2 separate regions of the Homo sapiens genome follow, and region 1 is linked to region 2. A link is a loop called in an ENCODE intact Hi-C map of the cell type or tissue named here. Cell type or tissue: heart left ventricle. All regions are shown on one strand. Each heading gives the region's core, and the rest is flanking DNA. Links, peaks and the distances in the headings are about the cores only. Region 1 holds the start of CBR1-AS1 (CBR1 antisense RNA 1). Region 2 overlaps MORC3 (MORC family CW-type zinc finger 3).

Region 1 (16,323 bases), core at 1,263-9,262, 200 kb after region 2:
AAGTTCTATTAGTTTGAGGTTTCAGAATCCCCCCAAACCAGGACCAGTATCGTGGTAAAGGCTAGGCTGGGAGCCCGGACAGAGTATGAGAATGTGCAGGTGGCATCCCTGAGGATTCAGAGCTTCAGTGGACCGTGAGTGCTCCAGCTGCATAACTCACTGAACTGTCTTGCCAGTTTCTACACTGGCTCGACTGGGCATAATTCAAAAACGAAAAACTCATATTCATTCCATTCTTCTGGAGCTCTGTGATAGCATTTAATAACACCCCAATGGGATGTCTTCCACATATAGTATTATGGTATTTCTTCAAGTAATTGCTAAAAGATACAGGGTCTAATTGTTCTATAATACTCATACCCATTTTATCTAGATGTTCAATGGATCTACAAATCTCCCCCTGGGATTCATCATAGTAACTGTGACGGAACCTTTGACCCCAATGGCAGAAATCAGAAGAAACCACAAAGAGATTACTAGGATCCGCTAGATATTTACTGAAAAGTTCCGAATTCCTGTTCTTTTGACTCAGAGCTCCAACCAGTAAAGGAATAATGGTAAACTCATCCTTATGGCTTTCCATGGCTTTAGCTGTATAAGGCAAATGCATTTCAATACTGCGTTCATCTTCATCTGTCTGCAGAGACATGCGTTCAAACATTCCTGTCTTCCATAGTTCTCCGTAAATCTTTTGGTCAATACGAAGGTCATACAGGGGTGTCCTATATATATCCACACTGGAAAGTGCACATCGAGAGAGGGGCACATGATGAGAAGGCCCAAGGATGAAAATTCTCCGGGTAATAGACGGATCCACTTGTTTATAAGCATGGGCAGCACAAGACCCACAGTACGTATATCCTGCATGGGGGGCAATAATGGCTCTAGCAGGTCTTTTTGTAGACTGTACTTGTGAAAGCCAACCTTCTAGCTGTGCATTCAGCTGCGGTCCTGAGGCTGTGTACCAGCTCCCGGCGTGACTGGCTTCTCGGCAGACCACTCGGTTGGACATCTTGGTGCCTGTGCCGCCTATGGTGCACGAGGATGAATGAGGAGGCGGCGGCGGCGGCGGCAGGAGCGGCTCCGCGAGGGGACGAGACACCGCGGGCCCAGCCCAGGAGGAGGCGGCAGCGGGGAGGGGATCAGCCCGGCCCAGGAGGAGGAGGAAGAGGAGGAGGCGGCGGCCCAGGAGGAGGAGATGGCAGCCGGGGGGGTGGCGGCGGCAGCAACAATCACCACAAACTCCGGCGACCGCCGGAAGATGGGGCCCACGGCGGCCTCACCTAAGCCCGGAAAGCCCTGGCCCCGGCCCCCGGCGTCCCCGCTGCTGCCCAGCCGGGGCTGGTTCAGCCGAGCCGCCCCCACGGCCCCCTCCCCTCCCAGCTGGCCTCCCCGAGCCACCGCGAGTGACCCCACCCCCGTGACTCCGCGCCCGCCCCCGCCGCGGGGCTCCCCGCACCCACCCCCACCCCCACCCCTGGCAGGGCCCTCCAGCCCGGCCGCCTATTTTTATTTTTATTCTTATTTATTTATTTTTTGAGACAGAGTCTTGCTCTATCACTGAGGCTGGAATGTAGTGGTGCCATCTCAGTTCACTGCAGCCTCCACCTCCTGGATTTAAGCGATTCTTGTGCCTCAGCCTCCTGAGTAACTGGGATGCACCCGCCACCAAGCCCAGCTAATTTTTGTATTTTTAGTAGAGATGGGGTTTCACCATGTTGACCAGGCTGGTCTCGAAGTCCTGACCTCAAGCACTCTGCCTGCCTTGGCCTTCCAAAATGCTGGGATTACAGGCGTGAGCCACTGCCCCTGGCTAGAAGTGTATTTTTTAAGTTTCCAACTTACTTGGGGATTTTTCCGGCTATCTTGCGATTGATTTCTAACTTAAATCCATTGTGGTCAATGAACTCACATTGCACAACTTAACTCCTTTTTAAAGAATTTCAAAAGCCGAGAGAGATATTAAAGCATGTTTTTATGTAATGACAATAATCTCAGAGAGAGAACAGTTGAAGAACAGGAAGAATTGCAAGAACAAAATGTGTGGGAAGACCAAGCACGGGTGGATCCAGGAATCAGGTGGGGGTGTGGAGGGGGAAACAGCACACCTCTTCTCTTGTAACAGAAGGAAAGGCAGAGTGTGTGGGTTTAGACCCAAGCATGTTGGGGAAACTAAGGCCTTCCTGAGGGCATCTGTTATCTCTTTGGAGGGTGAGAGATTTGAGGTCATCATTGAGAGGGATTAGTTTGGGGAAATTGAGGACAGTAGCCATTTTGCAGATTGGGAAAGTGATTTTTTTTTCCTGTGGCTCATACCTGTAATCCCAGCATTTTGGGAGGCCAAGGCAGGCAGATCACTTGAAACCAGGAGTTCAAGACTATCCTGGCTAACACGGTGAAACCCTATCTCTACTAAAAATACGAAAAAATAACTGGCCGGGCATGGTGGCGGTCGCCTGTAGTCCCAGCTACTCGGGAGGGCTGAGGCAGGAGAATGGTGTGAACCTGGGAGGCAGAGCTTGCAGTGAGCTGAGATCAGGCCACTGCATTCCAGCCTGGGTGACAGAGACAGAGTGAGACTCTGTCTCAAAAACAAAAAAACAAAACAAAACAAAACAAAAAAAAACCAGGTGTGGTGGCGTCCATCTGTAGTCTCAGCTACTCAGGAGGCTGAGGCAGGAGAATTGCTTGAACCCAGGGGGTGGAGGTTGCAGTGAGCCAAGATCACACCACAGCACTGGAGCCTGGCAATAGAGTGAGACTTTGTCTCAAAAAAAAAAAAAAGAAAAAGAAAGAAAGAAAGAAAGAAATGGCTCCGGTTATTGCCGTCGACAGAATAATGCCCCTCCCCCAAGAGGTCTGCATTAGAATCTGCAGAGCCTGTGAATTTGCTTTCCTTCACAAGAGGGACTTTGCAGAAGTGATTACGGATCTTGATGTGGGGAGATTAGCCTGGGTTACCAAGGTGGGTCCAGTGTAGACCCAAGGGTCTTTATGAGAGGGAGGCAGAAGGGTCCAAGACGAAGATGTGGTAGAAGCAGAGGTCAGGAGAGATTTGGAGATGGAGGAAGGGCATGTGCCAAGGAACACAGACAGCCTCCAGAAGTTGACAGGACAGCAGAGGGGTTCCTCCCTCAGGGATTCTGGAAGGAGCACGGCTCTGATACCTTGACTTTAGGACTTCTAACCTCCAGAATGATAAGATCATAAACATGTGTTATCTCACGCCCCTCAGTTTGTGGTAATTTGTTTTAGTGGCCATAGAAAGGACTGCAGTTACAGGAAGATTCCTACCTTCTGTCCTGGCTGAGAGGAAACACCTTTCTCTTGTACTTAGTACAGCATTGCGCAAATAATTGGAATTGTGAGCAGATTTTTTAAGAAAAAGACTGGGCCGGGCTCAGTGGCTCGTGCCTGTAATCCCAACAGGCTGAGGAGGGTGGATCACAAGGTCAAGAGATTGAGAACAATCTGGCCAACATGCTGAAACCTCATCTCTACTACAAATACAAAAATCAGCTGGGTGTGGTGGTGCGTGCCTGTAGTCCCAGCTACTCAGGGAGGCTGAGGCAGAAGAATTGCTTGAACTCGGGAGGCGGAGGTTGCAGTGAGCCGAGATTGTGCCACTGCACTCCAGCCTGGCAAAATACTGGTGGCCAGGCATGGTGGCTCATGCCTGTAATTCTAGCACTTTGGGAGGCTGAGGTAGGTGGGTAGCTTGAGTCCAGCCTGGGCAACATAGTGAAACCCTGTCTCTACCAAAAATACAAAAATTAGCTGGGTGTGGTGGTGTGTGCGGTAGTTCCAGCTGGGAGGATTGGGTGAGCCCGGGAGGTGGAGGTTGTGGCGAGCCGAGATGGCGCCATTGCATTCCAGCGTGGGCAACAAGAGCAAAACTCTGTCTCAAAAAAAAAAAAAAAAAAAAAGTTGTGGGTTCTGGTGGTTTACTGCTGTGATTCTGTTTAGATTGGCTTTGCTATCACTTAATGCCATTGTCCCTTTGTGTTTACCAAATCACTGGGTAAGAACCCAAACCTTTGCCAGTAACATGGCATTCTTCCAGGGTTCTTCTCCTTCCAAAGTCCTTTTGTGGTCTGAAGGACTGAATGTCCACAGCCGTTCCCTCATCTGCATCCAGCGACTGTCTGAGCACCTGTTAGGTACCAGTCATGCTCAGGAGTGAACAGAGGCCTGGGAAGGGCAGGAGTGGAGCTCCCTGCCTTCATGGCTCCTTATTGTAGCTCCTACTTACTCACTGTGTGATCGTGGGCAAGGTTCCCAATCTCTCAGTGTCTCAGTTTGCTCATCTGTACAATGGGAATAGTTTTAGTGCCTAGCTCTTACGATTGCTGTAAGGAGTACAGCATGAATGTTTAATATTATAAAAGTGCTTAGAGCAGTACTGACAAACGGTAATACATAAATGTTTGCTGTTCTTACATTTTTTCAGCAAAGGCAGGCAGACACCATCTAAAACCATACATTCATGTCTTTACAGCCATTGATTGGTGTTCTCCTGGGTAACAGGCACAGTCATGACTACCATTATTTGCTAGAGGCAGATAATGTGGGCAGAGGTGGGAGGTGAGGGGAACCTGTCTACAGCTTCGCCTTAAAGAAAGCGCTCTTGACTCCCATCGCGTTCTAAGAAAGTCTGGGTTGCAGAAGGCAAGCTTGGGCAGGAATGGGGCCCATTGTTTTTCTGGAAGCAAGATTAAGGTCAGGTTCTGAGTCAAATGAAGAGGTCAGCAAACAGCTTGGTAACTCCCCACCTCCTCTTCTCTATGCCTAGTTCTTCACTGCCTGCCCTTCCCAGGGGTGGGTCACAAAGTGGCTTAGGGTCAGGACAGTGAGGCTGTTGAGTGCCATGGGGGGTGTCAGGGAGAAGACAATTCCTACAATGCCACCTCATGTAGCTGAAACCTCGCCTTCCTCTCCTAAGTGTTCTGTGCCTGAGTGCTGGGGTCAGGATTATGCATGGTCCCAACAGGGCTTGACCAGGCAGGACAAGCAGGTGTGTGATTTGTATGCTTGAGGTCACCATGGTGGCTGTCCCTTTGCTACCCTGGAATTGGTTTCTGGTCTCTATATTCAGAGTGACTCAGGGAAAAGCATACTGCTTATTGTAAACACTGCTGACTTGGAAGAAGAGATTCTCCTTGCAAATGTGGTAGGAACCAGTTTAAGTGTGATGTCTGGAAGGCTGGGCTCTGTGCCTGAAAGGAAATCTGCCACACCCTTGCTAAACTGGACAGAGAAGGGGCCATGGCAGGCTGGTGAAGCACCTGTGCTGGGAAATGTGGGTCCGAAGGCCCCAGTCCTCTCCTTGGGAGCTGGATCAGGGTTTATTTTAAAGCCCATTCTTACCTCTTAGCTTGGCAAAGTATTGCCAAGCCTGGGGAAAACCAGCCATTCATGTATATTTCTGGCGAGTGTAATGTACCTCCTCTTTGGAGGGCAATTTGGCTGTTGTCTATTGAAATTAAAAATATGCGTCTCTTCCTGGAAAGGGAATTGTTGGGGGAATTTATCCTACAGATACCCTCCCGTGTGTGTAATGATAGCCGGACCAGGATGTTCTTTAAAAGTGGTTCTCAGCCAGTTTGTTACAAAGGTCATGAATTATTCAGCAAGATGATAATGGTTTTATGTTTTTAAAAATGATAAATTGTAGCCTGTTGATCATCGTTAAAAATATTTGAATGCTATTTGTATGGCTTTCTCTGTGAACTTCAGTGATTATTTTGGACAGTTTGTGTTTGTAGAACTTGCTGCCAGACAGTGCCCCTTGTGGTTGAGTGGCTGCACTACATGGCATATGTATCAGTTTCCTGCGGTCACCATAACTAAACACCAAATACAGGTGCAGAGCTTCATTCTCTCATAGTTCTGGAAGCCAGAAGTCCGAGATCAAAATGTTGTCAGGACCATGCTCTCTCTCCAAGCGCTGGGAAAGAATCCTTCCCTGCCTCTTCCACTTGCTGGTGGTTGCTAGCAATCTTTGGCATTCCTTGTCTTGGGGCAGCATCACACCAATGTCTGCCTCTGTCTTCATATGGCTGCTGTCTCTGCTGAGCATCTGTGTATGTCTTCTCCTCTCCTGTTCCTTTTTTTTTTAATTTTTTTTCCTGAGACAGTCTCACTCTGTCGCCTAGGCTGGAGTGCAGTGGCATGATCTTGGCTCACTGCAACCTCCGTCTCCTGTGTTCAAGCGATTCTCAAGCCTCAGCCTCCCGAGTAGCCAGGATTACAGGCGCCTGCCACTACACCTAGCTAATTTGTGTATTTTTAGTAGAGACACGGTTTCACCATGTTGGCCAGGCTGGTCTCGAACTCCTGACCTCAAGTGATCCACCCGCCTCAGCCTCCCAAAGTGCTGGGATTACAGGCATAAGCCACCATGCCTGACCCTTCTCCTCTTCTTATAAGGACATTAGTCTTCCAGCATAATCTCATCTTAACTAATTACATCTGTAAAGACCCTATTACCAAAAGGGCACATTCTGAGATGGCAGGTGGACATGAATTTTGAGGGGACACTGCAGAACTAACCCACTATAGAATCTTTCTTTAATGTTTCTATTGATCCCTTTCAACTGGTCTAATATATTATTTAGCCTGAATTTTTTTTTTCTTTTTTGAGACAGTGTCTTGCTCTGTTGCCCAGGATGGAATGCAGTGGCATGATAATGGCTCACTGCAGCCTTGACCTCCCAGGCTCAAGCGATCCTTTGTAGCTGAGACTACAGGTCTGTGCCACCATGCCTGGACAATTTTTTATTTTTATATATGTTTTTAAGAGGTGGGGTCTTGCTATGTTGCCCAAGGTGGTCTTGAACTCCTGGGCTAGAGCAATCCTCCTACCTTGGCCTCCTAAAGTCCTGGAATTACAGGCATGAGCCCTTGCATCTGGATAGCCTGACTTGTTTATCATAAATTCTTTTTTGAGATGGAGTCTTGCTCTGTTGCCCAGGCTGGAGTACAGTGGCACGATCTCAGCTCACTGCAACCTCTGCTTCCTGAATTGCAGAAGAATTCTGCAATTCTCCTGTCTTAGCCTCCTGAGTAGCTAAGATTACAAGTGTGCACCACCACACCTGGCTAATTTTTGTATATATATATGTTTTTTAGTAGAGATGGGATTTCGCCATGTTGGCCAGGCTGGTCTCAAACTCCTGATCTCAGATGATCCTCCCACCCCGGCCTCCTAAAGTGCTGGAATTACAGGCATGAGCCACCGTGCCCGGCCTATCATAAATTCTTGCCTGCATGTCTTAGTCCATTTGTGCTGCTATAACAAAATACATGAGACTGGGTAATTTATAAACAATAGAAATTTACTTCTTGTGGTTCTGGAGACTAGAAAGTCCAAGGTCAAGGTTCTAGGAAGTCTAGTGAGGGCCTGGTCTGTGCTTCCAAGATGATGCCTTGTTGTTTTGCCCTCCAGAGGGGATGGACGCTTTGTCTTCACATGGTGGAAGGGCAAAAAGGAGGGAAGCAGCTCCCTTATATATCTTTTATAAGGTCATTAATCCCATTTGTGAGGACAGAGCCCTCATGACCCAATCACCTCCCCAAAAGCTCCACTTTCTAATACCATCATCTTGGTGATTAGGTTTCAACATATAAATTTTGGGAGGACACATAATTCAAACTATAGAAGCATATATAAAGCTTAGTTTCCTTTTGGTACAGTTTGCTCTTATATTTATTTTTCTACCATCATAGGAGTTTGCTATGGTTTGAATGCTTCTCCCCTCTGAAACTCATGATGAAACTTAATCCCAAATGTAACAATATTGACAGGTGGAGCCTGTACGAGGTGATTGGGTCATTAGTGCTCTGTCCTCACCAAAGGATTAATATATCATGGATTAATGGGTTAATGGATTAATGGGTTATCATGGGAATGGGTTAGTTATTTTAAAACTGAGTCTGTTATAAAAGCCACTTGGCATTCTCTTGTGTACTCCTTGCCATGTGACCCTGTACCACCTTGGAACTCTGCAGAGAGTCCCCACTAGCAAGAAGGCCCTCACCAGATGCAGCTCCTTGACCTTGAACTTCCAGCCTCCAGACCGTAAGAAATGAATGTATTTTCTTTACAATTTACCCAGTCTCAGGCATTCAGTTATAGCAACAGAAAAGGGACTAAGATAGCCATCTTTATTGTTTTTGTTATCTGGTATTGCGTGTCTCTAAAGAGAATATAACTGGATTGTTAACTATTTCCTACCCTCCTTTGTTAGTGGCTTCATATTTTTTTATTATTTATTTATTTATTTATTTATTTATTTATTTATTTATTTTTTTGAGACAGGCTCCCTCTGTTGGCCAGGCTGGAATGCAGTGGCGTGATCTCGGCTCACTGCAGCTTCAACCTCTTGGGTTCAAGCTTCCTGAGCAGTTGGGACTACAGGTGTGCACCACCAAGCCTGGCTAAATTTTTGGTAGACATGGGTTCTCACTGTGTTGCTCAGGCTGGTCTCAAATTCCTGGGCTCAAACGATCCTACCCACTACAGCCTCCCAAAGTGCTGAGATTATAGGCATGAGCCACTGTGCCCAGACTTTTAGTGGGTTTTTAAAAATAGAAAGCTAATATTCATGGAACTCTTGCTCAGAGTCAGGTGCTGGTCTCCACACTTTACACTGACCTATATGTTCCACTCTAACAAGAGACTCACCCCATATCATGAGCCAAGCATGGGGGGAGGACCTTCTTGAAAGCAGACACTAAAATGTCTTGGTAGCCACACTGATTTTCTTTTCCCTTCATAGCTGTCCTGTTGCTTTTAGTTCTGTATCACCGCCTTCAGTGTGCCCAGCTGTCCACACCCCGCTATCCAGGTTCAAGAGAAGATCCCGTTGCACTCATTTTCCAGGGCCATTACACTTTTTGGGAAATAATTTTTGTGCTGTTGTCAAACAACAGTTATCCTCTGTTATTTAGCAACCCTTGTTCCTTGAACATTTTCTTCTTTAAAAAATAGTTTTATTGAGATGTAATGTGAATTAAATCCCATTTAAAGTATACAATTCAATGATTGATAGTATGTTCACAGAATTATACAACCATTACCACTATTTTGGGACATTTTCATCACCCCTAAAACAAACCCCATAGCCATTAGCAGTCATTCCCCATTTCCTTCCATGCCTTCATCCCTAGGCAGCCACTAACCTGTTTTCCATTTATATAGACTTACCAATTCTAGACATTTCAGATAAATGAAACAGTAAGATGTGGCCCTTTGTGACTGACTTTCACGTAGTGGGTTTTTTTTTTTTTTTTCTTTTTTGAGACAAGGTCTCGCTCTGTTGCTCAGGCTGGAGCCCAGTGGTGCAATCATAGCTCACTGCAGTCTTGACCTCCCTGGGCTCAAGTGATCCTCCTACCTCAGTCTTCTGTGTACGTGGGACTACAGGGGTGCACCACCATGCCCTGCTCATTTTTTGTATTTTTTTGTAGACACAAGGTTGCACCATGTTAGCCAGGCTGGTTTCAAACTCCTGGGCTCCAGTGATCTGCCCACCTCAGCCTCCCAAAGTCCTGGGATTACAGACATGAGCGACCACAACCAGCCTCTCTTAGTATGTTTCAAGGTTCATCTGTGTTGTAGATCTTACTGGCTTTTAAAGTTAACATTTAGTAAGTTTGATTCTTGATAGGATTTATAATTAATTTTTAATCATAGAAATATTCTTAAAAATATTAATTGAACATAAAGTTGATACAATAAAGGTGTAGACTTTGTGGCTTCAGGAATCAGTTTTTTTCACAATTGACTCTACATGAATATAATATTTTGTTGCTTTTTCAGAATTTTAAGTAAAACTAATATTTCCATATTGTATTTCGCTCATCTATGCTTAATCTAAAAAGGTTGAGTTGGTTTAAAGCATTCCTAAGAAGTGGCTGATGTAAGATGGATTAATTGATTCAGGGTCTCACCCTGTCACCCAGGCTGGAGTGCAGTGGCATGATCATGGCTCACTGTGGCCTCAACCTCCTGTCTCTCTCCAAGTTGCTGGGACTACAGGCATGCACCACAATACTCGGCTAGTGTTTTGTATTTTTTGTAGAGATGGGGTTTCGCCATGTTACCCAGGCTGGTCTCGATCTCCTGACCTCAAGTGATCTGCTAACCTCAGCCTCCCAAAACGCTGGGATTACAGGCATGAGCCACTGTGCCTGGCCAAGATTTATTTTTTGAAATATCAAATTTCAAAAGTTTGAAAAAAAACTGTGGAAACTCTTTAGTCCCTTAAATTCTTTATATCTAAATATAACATTATTATTATTATTTTTAGACGGAGTCTCATTCTGTCGCCCAGGCTGGAGTGAAGTGGTGTCATCTCCACTCACTGCAACCTCCCCCTCCTGGATTCAAGCAATTCTTCCGCCTCAGCTTCCCAAGTAGCTGGGACTACAGGCACCTGCCACCACGCCTGGCTAATTTTTGTATTTTTAGTAGAGATGGGGTTTCCCATGTTGGCCAGGTTGGTCTCGAACCCCTGACCTCAGGTGATCTGCCCACATCAGCCTCCCAAAGTGCTGGGATTACAGGCATGAGCCACTGTGCCCAACTAAATATAACTTTTAAAGTTAAGTCTGTATGTTAGTAACTTATTGCTACATAACAAGTTACTTCAAACTTTGTTGGCTTAAAACATTTATTTTCTCAGTTTCTGTAGATCAGGAATGAGAGTAGCTTGGCTGGGTAGTTCCGCCTCGGGGCCTCTCGTGAGCCATCTTGCTGTCAGCTGGGGCTGCGGTCATCTGGGGACAGAAAGCTGGTGGCTGGAGGCCTCAGCTCTTAGCCAAGAGGGCCTCTCCTTGGGTGGCCTCAAGACACTGCAGCTGGCTTCCTCCAGAGTGAGTGAACCAAGAGAGGGGGAAGATGAAAGCCAAACTGTCTTTTATGACCTAGTTTCTTCTACCATTCCTTCCCCATGTCTGCTGGTCACACAGAGCAAGTCTGATCCAGTGTGGGAAGGGCCTACACAGGGTCTGAAGAACAGAAGGCAGGGATCATGGGATGGTCTTGGAGGCCGGCCACCACAAGCTGGGCAGTCATCTGACTCCCTAGACTGGCAGTCAAAAAATCACTTACATTGCCCAGTAGGTAATACAGTAAAGATTAGGGAGGCGGAGCGTGGTGGCTCACACCTGTAATCCCAGCACTTTGTGAGGCTGAGGCGGGAGGATGACTTGAGGCCAGGAGTCTGAGACCATCCTGGGCATCACAGTGAGACTCCATCTTCACAAAAAATTTTAAAAATTAGCCATCTCCACAAAACATTAAAAAAATTAGCCAGGTGTGGTGGTGTGCACCTGTAGTCCTACCTACTTAGGAGGCTGAAGCAGGAGAATCCCTTGAGCCCAGGAGCTTGAGGCTGCAAGTGACCTATCATCACACTACTGCATTCTAGCCTGGGTGACAGAGTGAGACTATGTCTCTAAAAAATTTTTTTAAAATTAATATTGCCAAGCACAGTGGCTCATGTCTGTAATCCCAACACTTTGAGAGGCTGAGGCAGGCAGATAGCTTGAGCCCAGGAGTTCCAGACCAGTCTGGGCAACATGGCAAAACTCCATCTCTTTTAAAAAGACAAAAATTAGCCAGGTGCAGTGGTGCACGCCTATAGTCCCAGCTACTTGGGAGGCTGAGGTGGGAGGATCACTTGAGCCTGGCAGGTGGGGGTTGCAGTGAGCCAAGATCATGTCATACCACTGCACTCCAGCCTGGGCTATGGGAGTTAGACCCTGACTCCAAAAAAATAAAAACAGAAACAAAAAACAAGAAAGAAAATAAAAGAAAGAAGGAAAGAAAGAAAAGAATACTGCATGGATCATGTGAAAATATCTCATATGTATGTACAGATACAAATGTGTATTGAAAAAGTGTATGCTTTTAAAGCAAAAATTTAACTTTGGAAAAGTGAGTTTAGGAATTTTTTACTAGTAGCTACTAGTCAGCATTATTAATATAAATTTAATTCTAAAAAATTATAGTTACTAGAATAATATTTACGTGTACTTGAGGAATGGCTTGAGTGTTATTTTTGAAATACTGTTCAATGAGGTAGTAACATTGTGGCTAGTGAGCACTTAATGTTAATGTTACCAGCCTGAATGAGATGTTGCCATCAACAGAAACTTTCAAAGACTTAGTACAGAAAATTGTTAAGTACCTCACTAATATTTTTCACGCTGATCATACTGCAAAACACACATCATTTTCCAATGATATTTCGTGTTGGGTGAAATTAAATGTTAAAATGTTAGTTTCACATGTTTCTTTTTTACTGCAATGTGCTACTACAAAATTTGAAATGACATGTGATTGCATTTGTAGCTGAAATTCTGCTTCTTTTGGTTAGTGATGATTTGAAATGGAAAAGTTTGACTGGACTCAGAATTCATTGACAATATCACAGGACAATGTCAATTTGTGAATGAAAAGAAAAGCTATTAGATTTAAAGACTAGACTATTGCTTAGAACTATGAATTAAATAGATTAAATTATCTGAAATCTAGTTAATGGCAAGAACAGAAAATGTTTAAAAAATAGGGATAAACAGTCTCCTGTTTGTTCCCACCTACTTGAGCAAACACATTTCCCTTTTTTTTTTTTTTTTTTTTTTGAGATGGAGTCTCGTTCTGTCACCCAGGCTGGAGTGCAGTGGCGTGATCTTGGCTCACTGCAAGCTTCGCCTCCCGGGGGTTCACGCCATTCTCCTGCCTCGGCCTCCCAAGTAGCTGGGACTACAGGCACCTGCCGCCATGCTCGGCTAATTTTTTGTTATTTATAGTAGAGACGGGGTTTCACCGTGTTAGCCAGGATGGTCTCGATCTCCTGACCTTGTGATCTGCCTGCCTCAGCCTCCCAAAGTGCTGGGATTACAGGCGTGAGCCACCATGCCCGGCCTGCAAACACATTTTCTAATCAATGGTAACACTAAAAAAAAAAAAAAAAAAAAAAGGAAGCGATCATCTTTAAAAAGTTATCTTGATCAGGAATTGCATCTAGAGAGTCCTCATTATTCATGAACTCCATTTTGTGAATTCAACTACTCACTAAAATTTACTCGTAACTCCAAAATCAGTGCTCCTGGCACTTTTGCAGCTGTTTGCAGGTACGCACAGAGTGGCAAAAATTTTTATCACCTAACACGCACGTTCGCAGATGAAGTCAAACAAGGGGACACCCTGCCTTCTTGTTTTGCTCTGATATTGTAAATCAGTGTCCTTTTTGTGGTCTTAGTGCCACATTTTTCACATTTTTGTGCCTCTTGGTGGTGATTTTTTTTTTTGGTTAAGACAGAGTCTTGCTCTGTGACCCAGGCTGGAGTGCAGTGGTGCAATCTCGGCTCACTGCAACCACTGCACTCTGGGGTTCAAGCAATTCTCCTGCCTCAGCTTCCCTAGTAGCTGGGATTACAGGTGCGCACCACTACGCCCAGCTAATTTTTGTATTTTTAGTAGAGATGGGGTTTCACCATGTTGGCCAGGCTGGTGTCAAACTCCTGACCTCAAGTGATCTGCCCACCTTGGCTTCCCAAAGTGTTGGGATTATAGGTGTGAGCCACTGTGCCTGTTCAAAATGGCCCCATGCAGAATGCTGAAGTGTTGTCCAGCATTCCTTGGCACAGGAAGGCTGGGATGGGCCTTTGATAGGCTTCGATTCAGGCATGAGTTGTAGTGCTGTTGGCTGTGAGCTCAGCATGAATGAGTTAACAATACAGTCCATCCAGAAAAAGGAAGAAGACTGCCAATCTGTGATGAAGCTATGGAGAAGTGGCTACATTTGTGGATTCCTGAGATGACGACCCATTTAACAAAACCAACCAAACATAGCAGACAGCACTGTGAAGCTGAAAGCCCAAGAAACTTCCAGTCACATGATACAGGATTAGAACATTGTTAAACCCTTCTCAGCCACTGCTGGTCAGCAAGCGTGTTTCAGAAGGTGACATGGAGTGAAAAACATCAAGTTGCAGGTGAGGCATGTTCTGCAGATCTGGAAGAATTTTTAAAATACCTGCTGAGTGATATTTTAAAAGAGTCCTGTGGAAGAACAGGTTTTCAATGCTAATGAAACTGGTTTGTTATGCAAGGAAGTTGGCAAATGAACCTGTACCACAAGTGGCATTTCAGTTTATAAAAATGTGGCCAGAGGCTCATAGGAACTTAACCCTGTATTTCCACTAGGAACAATAATTTAGTATTAACAGATTCAGTGTTTGCAATGACTTTATAGAACATAACTGTGGTGAATAATGAGAATCAGCTATTTCAGGCATAAAGCCTGATATTTAAAATATTAAATAATATAAAGCCTGATATTATAAATAAAAAAAATCAACTTCTTCAAAAAAATTAAAGACTTAGAAGTTTTGTATAGGCCAGGTATGGTAGCTCATGCTTGTAATCCCAACACTTTGGGAAGTTGAAGTAGGAGGATTGCTTGAACCCAGGAGTTTGAGACCAGTCTGGGCAGTAATAAGAGACTCTAACTCTAAAAAAATAAAATAAAATTACATGGGCGTGGTGGTGCACACCTGTAGTCCTAGCTACTTGAGAGGCTGAGGTGGGAGGATCCCTTGAGCCCTAGAGTTTGAGGGTGCAATGAGCTAGGATCACGCCACTGTACTCCAGCCTGGGTGACAGAGTGGGACCCTCAGTTAAAAAAAAGTTTTATATAAATTCAATGTCAATATCTTCTCCTGTATGTGTGTTTGTGTGTTTAATAACTGTATGTCGGGTGTGGTGGCTTACACTTGTAATCCTAGCACTTTGGGAGGCCGAGGCAGGTGGATTGCTTCAGTCTAGGAGTTTGAGACCAGCCTGGGTAACATGGTGAAACCCTGACTCTACCAAAAGAATACAAAAATTAGCCAAGTGTGGTAGTGCTTGCCTATGGTCCCAGCTACTTGGGAGGCTGAGGCAGGAGGATAGCTTGAGCCCAGGAGGTGGAGGCTGCAGTGAGCTGAGATCATTTCACTGCACTCCAGCCTTGGTGACAGAGAGAAAGCCTGTCTGAAAAAACTAACAAAACTATATAATATAAAGAATATAGGCCAGTCATGGTGGCTCACGCTTGTAATCCCAGCACTTTGGAAGGCTGAGGTGAGAAGATCGCTTGAGCCTAGGAGTTCCAGACCAGCCTGGGTAACATGTAAGACCTCGTCTCTACTAAAAATAAAAAATTAGCCAGGTGTGGTGGTGTGCACCAATGGTCCCAGGTACTTGGGAGGCTGAAGCTGCAGTGAGCCGTGATCATGCCACTGCATTCCAGCCTGGGCAATAGAATGAGAACTTGTCTCATTTAAAAAAAAAAAAGAAAGAAAAAGAAAGTATTATTAGTAACATTTTCCATCAAGGTCCAAGGTAAATGACCTCAGTACCTTCAATTCACTTCAGTGTGTTATATAAATATTAATATATTTGTGTGTGCTATGAGATGAGAATAATTGGGAAGTATGACATTACAGACTTATTTGTAACTTATTTATATGTCTCAAATAGCCCCGTGACCATCCTTAATAGAACGATTAAATACTCATATGATGAGATGCTATGCAGCCATTAAAAAGAATGAGGCAGCTCTAAATATTGTAAAAGGGAAGAGGCTTCAAAATGTATTAAGTGAGGAAAGGAGGTGGGACACGGTGGCCCATGCCTCTAATCCTAGAACTTTGGGAGCCTGAGGTGGGAGGATTGCTTAAGGCCAGAAGTTTAAGACCAGCCTTGGCAACATAGACCCCATCTCTACAAAAAATTTTTAAAAATTAGCTGAGGGTGGTGGTGCATATCTGTGGTCCCAGCTACTCCCGGGGCTGAGGCAGGAGGGTCGCTTGAGCCACAGAGTTTAAGGCTGCTGTAAGCCATTATTGCACCACTGCACTCAGTCTGGGCAACAAAGCAAGACCTTATCTTGAAAAAAAAAAAAAAAGAAGAAGAAGATGATGCTGGGTGCAGTGGAGGCTGAGGTGGGTGGATCACTTGAGGTCAGGAGTTCCGGACCAGCCTGGCCAATGTGGTGAAACCATGTCTCTACTAAAAATACAAAAAAAAAAAAAAAAAAAAAAAAAATCCAGGTGTGGTGCTGTGCATCTGTAATCCTAGCTACTTGGGAGTCTGAGGCAGGAGAATTGCTTGAACAGGTTGAACAGGGGAGGCAGAGATTGCAGTGAGCCGAGATCACGTCACTGCACTCCAGCCTGGGTGACAGAGTGAGTCTCCGTCAAAAAAAAAAAAAAAAAGGAAAGGAAGAAAGAAGGAAAGAAAAGGGTACTAGTGTATTTATTAGTTTT
Region 2 (16,323 bases), core at 5,491-13,490:
ACTTCTTACAACTACACATGAATCTACAATTACCTCAGAAAGTATAATTGAAAAAATCCTCCAGGAGAAGGAGGGGTAGGGAAGTGAAAGCAAGAAAAACGAATTCAGGTATCAGAATAGCACAAGTTTTTTCAGTTCTTTAGGCTTATCACTACCTGTGCTTTATTCCTGTGATTCAGTATGTCTTAGATCTTTCAGTATTAGACATTAGTCTTAAATTTTAAAATTTATTTGCGAAGGATTTTATCCTCACAAAGATAAAGGATTATAAATTTTAGCAACACAAAAATCTCACCTATATTACTTTTCTCATCAGGTGCTACATCACTTTTAGTTTTAAGTAATGTACACAATGAAGAAAGATTTATCCTCCTGAATTTGTCTTCTCATTGCTTTTTTTCTTTTTTCTTTTTTTTTTTTTTTTTTTGAGAAGACGGGGTGGAATAAATGAGAGAGAATAGAGTGCTAATGGAGACTGAATGGCAGGGATAGAAAAAAATTTTTTTTTTTGGCCGGGTGTGGTGGCTCACGCCTGTAATCCCAGCACTTTGGGAGGCCAAGGCGGGTGGATCACCTGAGGTCAGGAGTTCTAGACCAGCCTGGCCAACATGGTGAAACCCTGTCTCAACTAAAATACAAAAGTTAGCCGGGCATGGTGGCAGGCGACTGTAATCCCAGCTACTCGGGGGACTGAAGCAGGAGAATCGCTTAAACCTAGGAGGCGGAGGCTGCAGTCAGCTGAGATTGCGCCATCGCATTCCAGCCTGGGGAACAAGAGTGAGACTTCGTCTCAAAAAAAAATTTTTTTTAACAAGATGAAAATATCTCAAATTGAAGCTGAAATGGCCTCTATAACATATCCTGGGCAAAGACAAATCAGTAACTACACCAAAAAATGAGTACCTTTCCATGTATTTCTACTGTGTGTAACGAGAGATGAATATAACACCACCACCCTGCACGTGCACTTTACTTCCCAAACGGTCAACATCTATGTCCACGTTTACCTTCTAAGATTCCAAATGATGATCCTCGTCCCCTTCTTGCCTATAATAGCATCAAGTTCTGCCAGTAACTTCTGTTCCGTGGAAAACAGAGAATGTTCCAGAATTGCAGCAAGGCTGGCTTTTGATTCTGCTAAATTAATCATCTGTCGTATATCATAAGTTAAAGACTCAGATTGACAACATAGTTTTCATAATTACAATATGAAAACTAACTCTATAAACTTAAATAACAGAAAAACTATTTATAAATAATTTTCTAAGGTTTTTTTTTTTGTGAGATAGGGTCTCACTATTGCTTAGGCTAGAGTGCAGTAACATGATCAGGGCTAACTGCAGCCTAGCTGGGACCGACCACAGGCACCCACCACCACGACCGGCTAATTTTTAAATTTTTTTTGTAGAGATAGGGTCTCCCTACGTTGCTTGGGCTGGTCTCAAAATTCCGGGCTCAAGCAATCCTTCTGTCTTGGCCTCCCAAAGTGGTGGAATTTCAGGGATCAGCCACCGAGCTCAGCCTATTTTCTAAGTTTTAACATGGCAGTTTGATTTCAAATGAACAAGAAGAAGAATAAAAAATAAGCAGATTATTATTCCTAACTAACTTAATACTTTCTAATATTCCAATGTGTTCATACAAAAGGCATTTTCCTAAAGTTATCCTGCCTTTTGTGGTCACTAGTCAAATTTTCAAGCCAAACCATAAAGTCTTACTAGTCTACAATAACCCTGAAGTAAACAGAAGAGCTATGGGAAGTTTAACATAAAATGTTGAGTATTTCCATAGCAGGATTCCAACAGAGAAGAGAAAGGGACAAACCCTTAGCCTCAGGTGTAGGGTAAATGCAGAGGACAGAGGTAAGAAATGGAATAGGTGTTATTCAAAGGGAATAATCTGGAAGAAGGCAAAAACATAGAATGTTTCCAAATTATTTCTTCAGTTTCTCCACAGCTTTTATTTCACAACCAAAAGGATATGGTGCTTGTTGAATGCCACTATTGGAACAACAACATGCTCCGCTTTTATGACTTCCAAGTAGGTCTGAGACAAAAGGCCCACGCTCATGCTTTCTCCATTTTTGGTAAAAACGATTGCGTCTTTACCCAGACGCATAGAACCCGACTTGAAGCCATTCCCATATAATCCAACTGGGACATGACCATTCATGGTGACTTTGTCACTGAAGCCAAAGCTAAGAAGAAAATAAAGATTTTTAAAAATAAATACCTATAATCAAAAATAAATAAATAAATAAATACCTATAATCTTTTTTTTTAATTCATTAATTGTAATACCAAGTAAAAAGCCTGGGTTCAAATACTGGCCTCACCCTTCCTAGCTGTATAATCTTGGGCAGATTACTTTTTTGTTGTTGTTGATTTTTTATGTATCGGGCAGATTACTTTTAATCTATCTTGACGTGTTTTCCCAGCTCTGAAATAAGGAAACCAAATCTACATCACAGGGGAGAAAAAGGATCACAAGTACTAACATGCAAACTCATCGCTGGCACACCCTGACTAAATAGCTGAGTATAACCCATGCTTCCGGGACTGTGAGATTTCACCCCATGAATCTCTTCCTCTAAAAGTTACTCCCAACAAAGTGGTAGGTTTTATTACAAACAATGGTTAAACCTAATTTACACTAAAGTTATCAGTAATTGATATAAATATACTACAACTCTAAAGGAATGGTGGACTTTTAGGGAGTTGGAAGTAGGGTGGGGTAGGTGATGACAGTGGTGAAGACTGACTCATCATCTACCAGTAGTAGAAAATCATGCTTAGAGAACAGCTCACACTGTACATACAGCATTTCATTTCAAAAAACAAAAACCAAGAATAGTAAGTATGGCATGGAAAACCCTTTAGGTAAAAGCAACAATTTTAAGAAGTGTGGCACATTTTTACCTACCTTAGCATTTTATGTAATTTATCAGAAGTCATACCATTCCCATTGTCGGTGAATGTCAAGCATATATGGTCATTTATCACTGTTTTGTCAATCCATATTTGTTTAGCGTTCACATCAGGATCATAAGCATTATCTGGGAAACACAAGTTTGAAGAAATTCTGATTTTACACTTTAAAAAGAGCAATTAGTTCAGAACAATCCTGTAAGAAGCAATAGAAGACTATGTTTTAAGACAACTTTAAAAGCTGCAATTTTTAGCAGCTTTAAAATTTAAAGATTTTAAACATGAAAATAAGATTTAAAAACATGAAAATAAACTGCATCCTGGTATATATTAATCGACTATTATAGAATTAACACCCTCCATGTTAAAGAGACAGCAAAGACTGGTACCCAGCACACCAAAGAAGTACAAAGGAAGAAAAATCACTACACTGCAGAGATGATTAAAAGATGGACTAAGTCTGCATGTGGTGGCTCACGCCTGTAATCCCAGCACTTTGGGAGGCTGAGGCGGGCAGATCACCTGAGGTCAGGAGTTTGAGATCAGCCTGGCCAACATGGTGAAACCCCATCTCTACTAAAAAATACAAAAATCCGCCAGGCATGGTGGCACATGCCTATAGTCCCAGCTAATCCAGAGGCTAAGACAGGAGAATCGCTCGAGCCTGGGAGGCAGAGGTTGCAGTGAGCGGAGATCGTGCCACTGCACTCTAGCCTGGGCAACACAGCAAGACTCTGTCTCCAAAAACAAAAACAAAAACAAAAACAAAAAAGCTGACCATGGTGACTTACGCCTGTAATCCCAGCACTCTGGGAGGCTGAGGTGGGCAGATCACCTGAGGTCAGGAGTTTGAGACCAGCCTGGCCGACAGGGTGAAATCCCATCTGTATTAAAAAAAAAAAAAAAAAATTAGCCAGGCATGGTGGCGGGCACCTATAATCCCAGCTACTCAGGAGGCTGAGGCAGGAGAATTGCTTGAACCCAGGAGGCGGAGGTTGCAATGAGCTGAGATAGCGCCATTGCACTCGAGCCTGGGCAACAAGAGCGAGACTCCGTCTCAAAAATGGAAAAAAAAGAAAAAAAGAGAGAGACTAACCTGGCTATTGTAGGGGAAAGAGATCTGAGTGTCAATGGAAGGTACACAATAATCAATAAATAAATGAAAAGGCAGCAACATTTTCTGCTAAGTTACATACAAGGATGGAAGATTTACTTTCTACTATTTCTTTAAATTGTGATCCTTTTCAGTTTAACCAAGTTAAACCAAGTTTCTGGTGGCTTTTACATTTTTATTTCTGTATACTTCTCCATTTAACATCCTTGTTTAGCATACTCATTTCTCTCAGAATAGGTGTAGGAAGAAATACGTTTAAAAATGAAAAATAGGGCTGGGCGCAGCGGCTCATGCCTGTAATCCCAGCAGTTTGGGAGGCAGAGGTGGGTGGATCACCTGAGGTCAGGAGTTCGAGACAAGCCTGACCAATATGGTGAAACCCTGTCTCTACTAAAAATACAAAAATTAGCCAGGAGCGGTGGCATGTGCCTGTAGTCCCAGCTACTCGGGAGGCTGAGGGACAAGTGCTTGAACCCAGGAGGTAGAGGAGGTTGCAGTGAGCCGAGACTGTGCCACTGCACTCCAGCCTGGGTGACAGAGCGAGACTCTGCCTCAAAAAAAAAAAAAAAAAAAAAAATTCCTTCTTTTTCTTTTATCTTCCATCTATGATAGAACCCTTCCTTGATAAAGATTCTAAAATATATCTAAGAATTCCTAAGAATACAATTTCCCTTTATTATCTGTTTCTTAAACATATGCCTAAATTTTTCAATTAGGCTTATGTTTGTGTGCATGAATTTTTCTTTTCTTTTTCTTTTCCTTTTTTCTGGAGACAGGGTCTCACTGTAGCCCAGGCTGGAGGAAGACTCACTCTGCTGCAGCCTTGACTTCCCTGGCTCGAGTGATCCTCCCACCTCAGACTCCCGAGTCACTAGGACTACAGGTGTGCACCACCACCCTGGCGAATTTTTGTATTTTTTGTAGAGATGGGGTCCCACTATGTTTCTCAGGGTGGGCCCCAACTCCTGGGCTCATGTGATCCTCCTGCCTCAGCCTCCCAAAGTGTTGGGATTACAGGTGTGAACAACTGTGTGCCCAGCCTATGCATGAATTTTTCCCAAGAAAAAAATCATGACCCATAAATGCAAATCAGACCGCAACCTTGCCGCTTTCTCACGTTCATTGAAATGCTGTTAAAATACAATCCTAAACCTTAAACTTCCCATTTATTGAAAGAAGCAAGAACTTATTACATATCTAACACAATACCAATCCTCCTATTGATACCAGAAAAATGAATCCATGCTGTATGTTACACATACTTTTGTACTACTAATAAACATAATTCTGCCAGTCACTGTGGTGCACACTTGTCATCCCAGATACTCCTGAGGCTGAGGTGGGAGGATCGCCTGAGCCCAGGAGTTTGAGACCAGCCTGGACAACATGGTGAGACCTCATCTCAAAATAAGCAAACAAATTCCCCATAATTCTCACTGTTTACTTTTATAATAAAAATAAAAATATTTTCAATATAAACACTTCAGGAACTTAGCAAAGTAAATCCTAAACACTATGAAATACTTGGGTAGTATTAAAGAGAAAGCTGAACAGTGACTAATCTGACATCCATGTGAATAGCTGTTATGCTATGCAATTTTTATCATTAATGTTATCATTCAAGGTATCTGTTTTTTTTCTTGCTTTGTCGCCTGCCCAGGCTGGAATGCAATGGCACAATCACGGCTCATTGCAGCCTCAACTTCCCGGTCTCACGTGATCCTCCCACCTCAGCCTCCTGAGTAGCCGGGACCACAGGCCTGCACCACCATACCCAGCTGATTTTTAAAATATTTTTGTAGGCCGGGTGCGGTGGCTCACACCTGTAATCCCAGCACTTTGGGAGGCTGAGGCAGGCGGATCACGAGGTCAGGAGATCGAGACCATCCTGGCTAACACAGTGAAACCCCGTCTCTACTAAAAAAAAATACAAAAAAATTAGCTGGTCGTGGTGGCAGGTGCCTGTAGTCCCAGCTACTCAGGAGGCTGAGGCAGGAGAATAGCGTGTACCCAGGAGGCAGAGCTTGCAGTGAGCCGAGACTGCGCCACTGCACTCCAGCCTGGGCGACAGAGAGAGACTCTGTTTAAAAAAAAAAAACAAAACAAAACAAAAAAAAAAACACTACAATTGTAAGCAACAAATGGTATATGAAATGTCAAACTACATACCTATTAATTCAGCAACTGCACTGAATGGCCAGGTGTGACTAGTAGAATTTGTATGTAAAAACTTCGGGCAAAGCTGAAACAAACAAAAGGTCCATGTAAATTAATTCAGGTCTTACTTTTGAAAATAAAAACCAGTATTTTTATCCCTGTGTTAAACAACATTGAGACCAAACAAAAGTGACTTAGCTGCTTGCTCCAGGATACATCTGGAAGATACAATCTAGAATATACGATTCTTGGAAGATAACACTGGGAACCAACTAAACAGCTTACTCACCAAGACTTGGTTCAAAACCCTTGCCCTCTTTATGTCTACAATGTCATAACTGTCCAATCCCAAATAGGGACATACCTTGCCAAGACCTACCTTAAAATGATCCAGCCAAGGCCCTAAAATCCTATAAACACCATTTCCTAATTTCTCTATTCTGAGACACAACTAAGACTTTGTCAAGGAGGCACTTTCTCCTACGTGTATCAGGCCTAATAAACTTAACTGTGCTTGATCACTAAGTTTTTCTGGCACTGTGACTTCATTATTTACTCCAAGTTCATTATAGCTGAACTTGTAGCAGTGTAGTAGTATACATCTACAAACTCTTCAAAGAATTCAAATAAGAGTTACAATTGTTGGCCGGGCGCAGTGGCTCATGCCTGTAATCCCACCACTTTGGGAGGCCGAGGCGGGCAGATCACGAGGTCAGGAGATCGAGACCATCCTGGCTAACATGGTGAAACCCGTCTCTACTAAAAATACAAAAAAAGTACCTGGGCGTGGTGATGGGCGCCTGTAGTCCCAGCTACTCGGGAGGCTGAGGCAGGAGAATGGCATGAACCTAGGAGATGGAGCTTGCAGTGAGCCAAGATCGTGCCACTGCACTCCAGCCTGGGCAACAGAGCGAGACTCCATCTCAAAAAAAAAAAAAAAGAAAGAGTTCCAATTGTTAAACTAAACTAAACTTGGCCTGAGGATGCCTCCATACTCGAGTCAGTACATAAGGAACTACAACCTAATAGTATGAAAACTAACTGTACAAATTCTTCTAACTTAGGGCAATTTGTACTCCAGTAACAAACAGCTGAGTCTCAGTCAACTACAGAATCCCATCTTCGGTCAATCACAGGTCACCAGCTGATTTAAATAAGGCAAAATGCCAAGCTGCAACCAATTAAACTATTTCTGTATCTCACTTTTGTTTTGTCCATAAATATTGCCTGATCACGTTGCAGGCCAGAGTGCTTAGAACCTGTTCCGGTTCTGAAGCCTGTCCTATTTTTTTTCTGAGACAGAATCACACTCTGTCACCTAGGCTGTAACGCAGTGGCACAATTTCGGCTGACTGCAACCTCCGCCTCCTGGGTTCAAGCGGTTCTCCTGCCTCAGACTCCCGAGTTGCTGGGATTACAGGTGCGCACCACCACACATGGCTAATTTTTTGTATTTTTAGTAGATAAGGGGTTTCGCCATGTTGACCAGGCTGGTCTCAAACTCCTGGCCTCAAGTGATTCACCCTCTTCAGCCTCCCAAAGTGCTGGGATTACAGGTGTAAGCCACCACACCCAGCCTCTTATTTTTTTCAGAGATAGTCTCTCTCTGCTGCCCAGGCTGCAGTGCAGTAGTGCAATCATAGCTCACTGCAGCCTTGAACTCCTGAGTTCAAGTGATTCTCCTCCCTCAGCCTCCCGAGTAGCTGGGACCACAGGCATGGACCACTATGCCTGGCTAATTTTATACTTTTTTGTAGAGACAGGAGTCTCACTGTGTTGCCCAGGCTGGTCTCCAACTCCCAGCCTCAAGTGATCCTCCCACATTGGCCTCCCAAAGTGCTGGGATTGCAGGAGTGGGCCACTATGCCCAATGTGCCCAATTCTTGAATCATTCTTTGCTCAATAAAACTTTAACTTGTCTAAGGTTTTTCGTTTGAACGCAATGCAACAAATTTGCATTGCATCTTAATTCCCAAGGCTTTTATGCCTGATTTTACTCACAATTCATTATGGAAGAATATGCCAGTCAACCTCATGCTATTGGGAACTCTCTTAAGTTCCTGAGTAGTGGTACGTACCAAATGTATAAAAACACACAAGTAGTTTTTTTGTTTGTTTTTTGTTTTTTTGAGATGGAGTCTCGCTCTGCTGCCCAGGCTGGAGTGCAGTGGCGCCATCTCAGCTCACTGCAAGCTCCGCCCGCCGGGTTTACTTACACCATTCTCCTGCCTCAGCCTCCCGAGTAGCTGGGACTACAGGTGCCCACCACCATGCCCAGCTAATTTTTTGTATTTTTAGTAGAGACGGGGTTTCACCGTGTTAGGCAGGATGGTCTCAATCTCCTGACCTCGTGATCTGCCTACCTCAGCCTCCCAAAGTGCTGGGATTACAGGCATGAGCCACCGTGCCTGGCCAAAAACACACAAGTAGTTTTAAAAGGCAGAGCCTTAAAAATTTCAGTATGCAGAGAATTTTCATGCAATTTTTTTGTTCATTCTGAACAGATTCTCTCCTAATAAGGGGAAAAAAGGTGGAAAGCACTTTGCAGTGTGAAGAGCCCTAAAAATATGATTAGACTGTAGATCAAGCCAACCACATCTGTAGTGCTCACGTGCTGCCACAAGGTGTCAGAAAGGTCTACTTCTCCTCTGTCCACACTTGCTTCTGGACAATTCCAAAACCTTCATTTACCATTAAGTTGAAGCACACAAGTGAGAAACAGTATCCTGAAGAAGACTGTTCAAACTGGTATATATGCAATTTAGACTTGCTCTGGCAGACATCACATAATACAGCATACATCCGTGAAATATGGAGTATAGGTAACTCAAGACTTTCTAAAGCACACATCACAAACAGTTCTTAATGAAACTAAATTTCTAGCTCTTCATCTTGCACAAGAAGTCTTTTTTCAAAAGTGAGCCATCAGGAAAACTTTCCTGTCCCACCTTCTCCCCTGTACAAATATCATTCTACCACTGATAAAAGAATGATACACTCCTCCCCCACTCTACATCTTAACCATGGGACATGGCCTTGGGGTGTAAAACCTCTGGCTACTGTCGACTAAAAAGAGTCAAAGTTTGTAAAATATTTGAAGATGTTTATTCTGAGCCAAATATGAGTGACCATGGCCCATGACACAGCCCTCAGGTGGTCCTGAGAACATGTGCCTGAGGTGGTCGGGGAGCAGCCTGGTTTTATATATTTTAGGGTGGTATGAGGTATCAATGAAATACATTTAAGATGTACATTGGTTTGTTTCAGAAAGGCGAGACAAGTCAAAGCGGGGACTTCCAGGCTATAGGTAAATTTATACATTTTCTGGTTAAGATTGGTTGAGTTTGTCTAAGGACCTGGGATCAACAGAGAGGAAATGTTTGGGTTAAGACAAGGATTGTGGAGACCAAAGTTTTACTACGCAGAGGAAGCTCTTAGCTAGCAGGCATAAGACAGAAGAGGCTGTAAAATGTTTTCTTATGAGACTGAAAAGGGTGCCTGACTCTTAATTGATTATCTCCTGGATCTGGAAAGAAAAAAAAAAGGGAATGGCCAGGTGCGGTGGCTCAGGACGGGTCTGGTGGCTCACACCTGTAATCCCAGCGCTTTGGGAGGCCAAGGCTGGTGGATCACCCAAGGTCAGCAGTTTGAGACCAGCCTGACCAACATGATAAAACCCCATCTTTACTAAAAATGCAAAATTAGCTGGGCCTGGTGGCTCATGCCTGTAATCTCACCTACTTGGGAGGTTGAGGCAGGAGAGTTGCTTGAACTCAGGAGGCGGAGGTTACAGTGAGCTGAGATCAGGTCATTGCACTCCAATCTGGGCAACAAGAGCGAAACTCCGTCTCAAAAACAAAAACAAAAAAAAACAAAAAAAGAAAAGAAAAAAGGGAAAAGAGGATTCTCTACACAATGTACATTTTTTTCCACAAGAGACAAACTTTGCAAGGCAATTTCAAGATATGACAAGGAAATCTATTTAGAATTATTTTTATTTCTTTCCTTGTTATGTGATGTTACGCCAGAGCAGTATAATGAAGCAGGTCTGACCCCAACTTCCTGTCATGGCCTGAACTAGTCTTTCAGATTAAATGTTAAGAGTGCCCTGGCTGAGAAGGAAGTCCATTAAAATGGTTGGAAGAGCCTTAGAATTTTATTTTTGGTTTATACTACCAAACAAGGAGAAATTAGTCAACTACTATAAACCCTTAGTCTCCTGTACTTCTGACAGACCAACCATAAATTGGGCATTCACATGATTCCCCTCATGTTTGATAATGTGCTATAATGCTCACAAAACCCAAAAAAAACACTGATTCATTGTAAAGCAAGCCTGTCCAACCCTCAGCCCCCATGGGATGCATGTGGCCCAGGACAGCTTTGAATGCAGCCCAACACAAATTTGTAAACTTTCTTTTTTTTTTTTTGTTTTTGAGATGGAGTCTCGCTCTGTTGCCCAGGCTGGAGTGCAATGACATAATCTCGGCTCACTGCAACCTCTGCCTCCCGGGTTCAAGCGATTCTCCTGCCACAGCTTCCCAAGTAGCTGAGATTACAGGCAACTGCCACCACGCCCAGCTAATTTTTTTGTATTTTTGGTAGAGACATGATTTCACCATGCTGGCCACGCTGGTCTCGAACTGCCGACCTCAGGCGATCCGCCCACCTCGGCCTCCCAAAGTGCTGGGATTACAGGCATGAGCCACCCTGCCCGGCCTGTAAACTTTCTTAAAACGTTATGAAGTTTCTTTCGTGATTTTTTTTGTTGTTGTTGTAGTTCATCAGCTATCGTTACAATTTCTTTTTCTTTTTTTTTTTTTTACCTCATCAGCTATCGTTAGTATATTTTATGTGTGTGTGGCCCAAGACAATTCTTCTTCCAATGTGGCCCAAGACAATTCTTCCAATGTGGCCCAGGGAAGCTAAAAGATACAATGTAAAGGATATTACAGACTGGGCCCAGTGGCTCACACCTGTAATCCCAGCACTTTGGGAGGCTGAGGCAAGTGGATCACCAGAGGTCAGGAGTACAAGACCAGCCTCGTTGACATGGTGAAACCCTGTCTCTATTAAAAATACAAAAAATTGGCCAGGCGCGGTGGCTCATGCCTGTAATCCCACCACTTTGGGAAGCCGAGGTGAGTAGGTCAACTGAGGTTAGGAGTTCAAGACCAGCCTGGCCAACATGGCGAAACCTTGTCTCTACTAAAAATACAAAAAATATCCAGGCGTGGTGGTGCGCGCCTGTGTCCCAGCTACTGGGGAGGCTGAAGCGGGAGAATCACTTGAACCCAGTAGGTGGAGACTGCGATGGCGCCACTGCACTCCAGCCTGGGCGACAGAGGGAGCATGAACTAAGGTGTGGTTAAAAAAAAAAAAAAAAAAGGCGGGGGGGGGCTTATTATTATAAATAACAAAAGATGTTCCACTCATAGTTATCAGGAAATACCAAAGATTTCAGGAACTCCAGTGCCAAGAACCAGGACAAAGAACAAATATACATTTTTGATCATATCAAATGTATGTAAATGTGAAATAAAAAATATAGGACAGCTGGGCGTGGTGGCTCACACCTATAATCCCAGGACTTTGGGAGGCCGCGGCAGGTGGATCATTTGACGTCAGGTGTTTGAGACCAGCCTGGCCAACATGGTGAAACCCCGTCTCTACTAAAAATACAAAAATTAGCTAGACCTGGTGGCACACACCTGTAATCCCAGCTACTTGGGTGGCTGAGGCATGGCAATCACTTGAACCCAGGAGGCAGAGGTTGCAGTGAGCCAAGATCATGCCACTGCACTCCAGACTGGGCAACAGAACAAGACTCTGTCTCAGAAAAAAAAAAACAAAAAAGGAGGCCACTGTTTTGGACTAAGCTCCTGCTCTAGGCCTCCAAAAACAGACTAAAAATCAAAATGGAGTCACCCATGCTAAAATTTCAGTCACCAAACTGAAACTAAGTTGTTATCTGACCTTCAGCGAAATCAAGGGAGATAACAGCCAATTTACCGAACAGGTCAGTTTCAGTCATCAACTGGTATGACAGATAATAAGTTCCCTCCATTTTGTTGTTTTACAACAAAAAGTAACCTAATGTCAGTCAGTTATTTATCTATTGTTTTTAACTTTGAAATGACGTATCTGCTTTTTGTTCTTTGTTTCTGCTTTCTTTCGGCCTTTTTCTGTCTACAAAGCCAGCCTCCTCTGTTCAGTTCACTAGAACACTTACTGTATTTTATGGAAGAAGTGTTGCCCAATTCCAGAATAGGAAATAAAGGCCAAGCACGGTGGTTCACTCCTGTAATCCCAGCACTTTGGGAGGCTGAGGCGGGCAGAACACTTGAGGTTAGGAGACGAGCCTGGCCAACATGGCAAAACCCCGTCTCTACCAAAAGCCAAAAAAATTAGCCAGGTGTGGTGGTGAGCGCCTGTAATCCCAGCTACTCAGGAGGCTGTGGCAGGAGAATTGCTTGAACATGGGAGGAAGAGGTTGCAGTGAGCTGAGAGATCTCACCACTACACTCCAGCCTGGGAGTGTCTGTCTCAAAAAAAAAAAAAAAAAAAAAAAAAAAGAAATAAAGCCAATTAATATCTTTAAATTTAAATTTGAGGCCAGGCGCGCTGGCTCACGCCTGCTGTAACCCCCGCACTTTGGGAGGCTGAGGTGGGCGGATCACCTGAGGTCAAGAGTTCAAGACCAGCCTGGGCAACATGGCAAAACCCGTCTCTACTAAAAATACGAAAATTAGCCGGGCGTGGTGGCAGGTGCCTGTAAACCCAGCTACTAGGGAGGCTGAGGCACAAGAATCGCTTAAACCCGGGAAGCAGAGGTTGCAGTGAGCCGAGATCGCACCAATGCACTCCAGCCTAGGCGACAGAGCGAGACTCGGTCTCAAAAAAAAAAAAAAATCTTTAAATTTATAATGTTGTCTTCTGACATACAATAAAATATTCACCTTAAGCAAACAAGGAAATCCTAACGCACACTACAACATGGATGAACCGTGAAGACATTAATGAATAAGGCAGTCACAAGTCAAATATTGTATAATTCCACTGATAGGAGTACAGCAGTCTCCCCTTATTCTCAGAGAATGCATCTCAAGACCCTCAGTGGATTCCTAAAACTGCAGTATACATATGTATGATAAAGTTCAACTTATAAATAAGGCACAGTAAGAAATAAACATTTTATTATTTATTTATATAGAGATGGAGTCTTGCTCTGTTGTCCAGGCTGGAGTGCGGTGGTGTGGCTCACTGCAACTTTCACCTTCAGGTTCAAGCGATTCTCCTGCCTCAGCCTCTGGAGTAGCTGGGACCACGGTTGTGTGTCACCATGCCCGGCTAATTTTTTTTTATTTTTGGTAAAGATGGGGTTTCACCATGTTGGCCAGGCTGGTCTCAAACTCCTGATCTCAAGTGATCTGCCCGCCTTAGCCTCCCAAAGTGCTGGGATTACAGGCATGAGCCACCGAGCCTGGCCAAATTAACAATAATTTATTCTATTTTTTTTGTTTGAGAATAAGTTTCACTCTTGTTGCCCAGGCTAGAGTGCAATGGCGCGATCTCAGCTCACTGCAACCTCCACCTCCCGGGTTCAAGCGATTCTCCCGCCTCAGCCTCCCAAGTAGCTGGGATTACAGGCACCCACCACCATGCCCAAATAATTTTTGTATTTTTAGTAGAGACTGGGTTTCACCATGTTGGCCAGGCTGGTCTCGAACTCCTGACCTCAAGTGATCCCCCTGCCTCGGCCTCCCAAAGTGCTGAGGCGTGAGCCACTGCGCCCAAATTAACAATAATTTAATAATAAAATAGAATGATACAACAACAGCAAATCTGATAACCACAGCTACTAAGTGACTAATAGGTTGGCATCATATATCCACAGTGTGGATACACTGGACAAAGGGATGATTCACATTCCAGGTGCTACTCAGATGGGGGCACAGTTTAGAATTTATGAACTATTTCTACAATTTTCCATTTAATACTTTCAGACCATGGTTGACTTTGGGTAATTAAAACCGAAGAAAGCAAAACTGCAGATAAGGGGGGACTACCGTAGTCAAATTCCTAGACAGAAAGTAGAATAGTGTTTGTCAGGTGCTGGAGAAGTTACTATTTAACGGGAACAGGGTTTTAGTTTCCCAACAAGAAGAGTTCTGGAGACTGGTTATTACACAACCATGTGAATGTACTTAGCACTACTGAATTGAAACTTTAAAATGGTTAGCATAAATTGTTTGCTACATGTGTTTTATTACAATAATAAACAAATAATCAAACAAACAGCAAGTCAGCAAACTGAACAATGTGATACGCCTTTCTTCCTTTCATGCCAATTTCCAAGAGCTAGCAGCCAGAATTATGCCATGGCAGGAGACCAGACGTAGAATTCCTCCTTGGGAAGCTGATTTCTCAAAGTTCTATTTGGTTCTTAGCAATTCCGCCTGGCTTTTCTGGATAGCATCTTGTTTTTGTTGTTCTCGTTTTTTAAAATTACTTTTTAAAATTTTCAGTTTTTAAAAATATACTTATGGTCCAACAGTTCCCATTTTTTATGGTCTACAAATACCAACATAGAGCACCCCCAACAAAATGACTCCTTCCTATGTGATCACCCAACAGTGAAGCCCACCAAAGGACTAGCTCTATTCATGTATGAAAATTTTGCAGTCAGCTTTAAGTGTCTCACTTAAAAATGTGAGAAGGCTGCCAGGCGCGGTGGCTCACGCCTGTAATCCCAGCACTTTGGGAGGCCGAGGCGGGTGGATCAGTTGAGGTCAGGAGTTCAAGATCAGCCAGGCCAACATGGTAAAACACCATCTCTATTAAAAACACAAAAAATTAGCCAGGCATGGTGGCGCATGCCTGTAATCCCAGCTACTTGGGAGGCTGAGGCAGGAGAACTGCTTGAACCTGGGAAGTGGAGATTGCAGTGAGCTGAGATCATGCCACTGCACTCCAGCCTGGGCAACAAGAGTGAAACTCCCGGCTCAAAAAAAAAAAAAAAAATGAGAAGGCTGTTTCCAGACATTTGAGAGTGTTTAAAATTAGAAACCAAAAACAATACACAGTAAAAGAAACATGAAGAAAATAGAGATAATGCAGTGAGCAAAACAAAACTTCAAAAATACTACGGTTAGGCCAGGCATGGTGGCTCACGCCTGTAATCCCAGCACTTTGGGAGGCCGAGGCAGGCAGATCACGAGGTCAGGAGATCAAGACCATCCTGGCTAACACGGTGAAACCCCGTCTCTACTAAAAATACAAAAAATTAACCAGGCAACGTGGCAGGTGCTTGTAGTCCCAGCTACTCGGGAGGCTGAGGCAGGAGAATGGCGTGAACCTGGGAGGCGGAGCTTGCAGTGAGCCGAGATCGCGCCACTGCACTCCAGCCTGGACGACAGAGCGAGAAGACTCCATCTCAAAAAAAAAAAAAACTACAGTTAATGTATCTAGCAATAAGAATGAACATTTTGTCCAGGGAGAATTCAAAAAGACATTCAAAAGCTAAGACATTGCTTGTAACAATTAAAACTATGGTGGCCGGGCTCGGTGCCTCATGCCTGTCATCCCAGCACTTTGGGAGGCCAGGGCGGGCAGATTACCTGAGGTCGGAAGTTCAAGACCAGCCTGACCAACATGGAGAAACCCCATCTCTACTAAAAATACAAAATCAGCCAGACGTGGTGGCGCATGCCTGCAATCCCAGCTACTCGGGAGGCTGAGGCGGGAGAATCGCTTGAACCCGGGAGGCAGGGGTTGCGGTGAGCCGAGATCACGCCCTTGCACTCCAGTCTGGGCAACAAGAGCGAAACTCCGTCTCTAAAAAAAAAAAACACTATGGTAAGAGCAAGGTAGGAGATAAGTAGAGGAAATCCCCCAAGAGGAAAAACAATAAGACAGTAAATAAAAAAAGAGAAAAATGGTGCGAAGAAAATTGTCAAAATAAGTAAGAACATTTTCCAGATGTTAAGGACTTGAGCTTCCAGGCTAAGTGCCCAATAAAATGCAGAGGCTCTATTAAACAATCAAGCACGTCTTTAAAATTCGGAAAGAATTTCCAATCCAGAATGCAAATCCAGCCAAATTATAATTAAAGAAAGAGCAAGG

The links. Hi-C counts contacts between places; a loop is a spot of excess contacts. Peaks named below come from ENCODE experiments on the same cell type or tissue, not always from the same donor. Only the 100,000 strongest peaks of a DNase experiment are listed, where the experiment ranks them.
Region 1: a loop joins it to region 2, with 5 times the contacts of the local background. A loop is called at or near these places in 20 of 110 quality-filtered maps.

The regions. Positions count from the first base shown.
Region 1 is chr21:36,115,178-36,131,500 of GRCh38, reverse strand. It overlaps CBR1-AS1 (CBR1 antisense RNA 1), which reads left to right and starts at 4,861. Exons shown (of 4, transcript NR_040084.1): 1 at 4,861-5,014. It also overlaps the pseudogene MEMO1P1. In heart left ventricle, for the core only: CTCF peaks have their summits at 5,787 and 8,355 (motif pointing left); no DNase peak of the experiment used is centred there; H3K4me3 peaks cover 611 bases; H3K27ac peaks cover 230 bases.
Region 2 is chr21:36,323,606-36,339,928 of GRCh38, reverse strand. MORC3 (MORC family CW-type zinc finger 3) reads right to left here. Exons shown (of 17, transcript NM_015358.3): 2 at 6,211-6,283; 3 at 2,923-3,055; 4 at 1,983-2,197; 5 at 1,008-1,155. Among named protein-coding and RNA genes, the nearest start is that of MORC3, 12 kb to the right of the region's middle. RefSeq lists a silencer at 2,584-2,878 and an enhancer at 2,133-3,332. In heart left ventricle, for the core only: a CTCF peak has its summit at 8,819 (motif pointing right); no DNase peak of the experiment used is centred there; H3K27ac peaks cover 799 bases.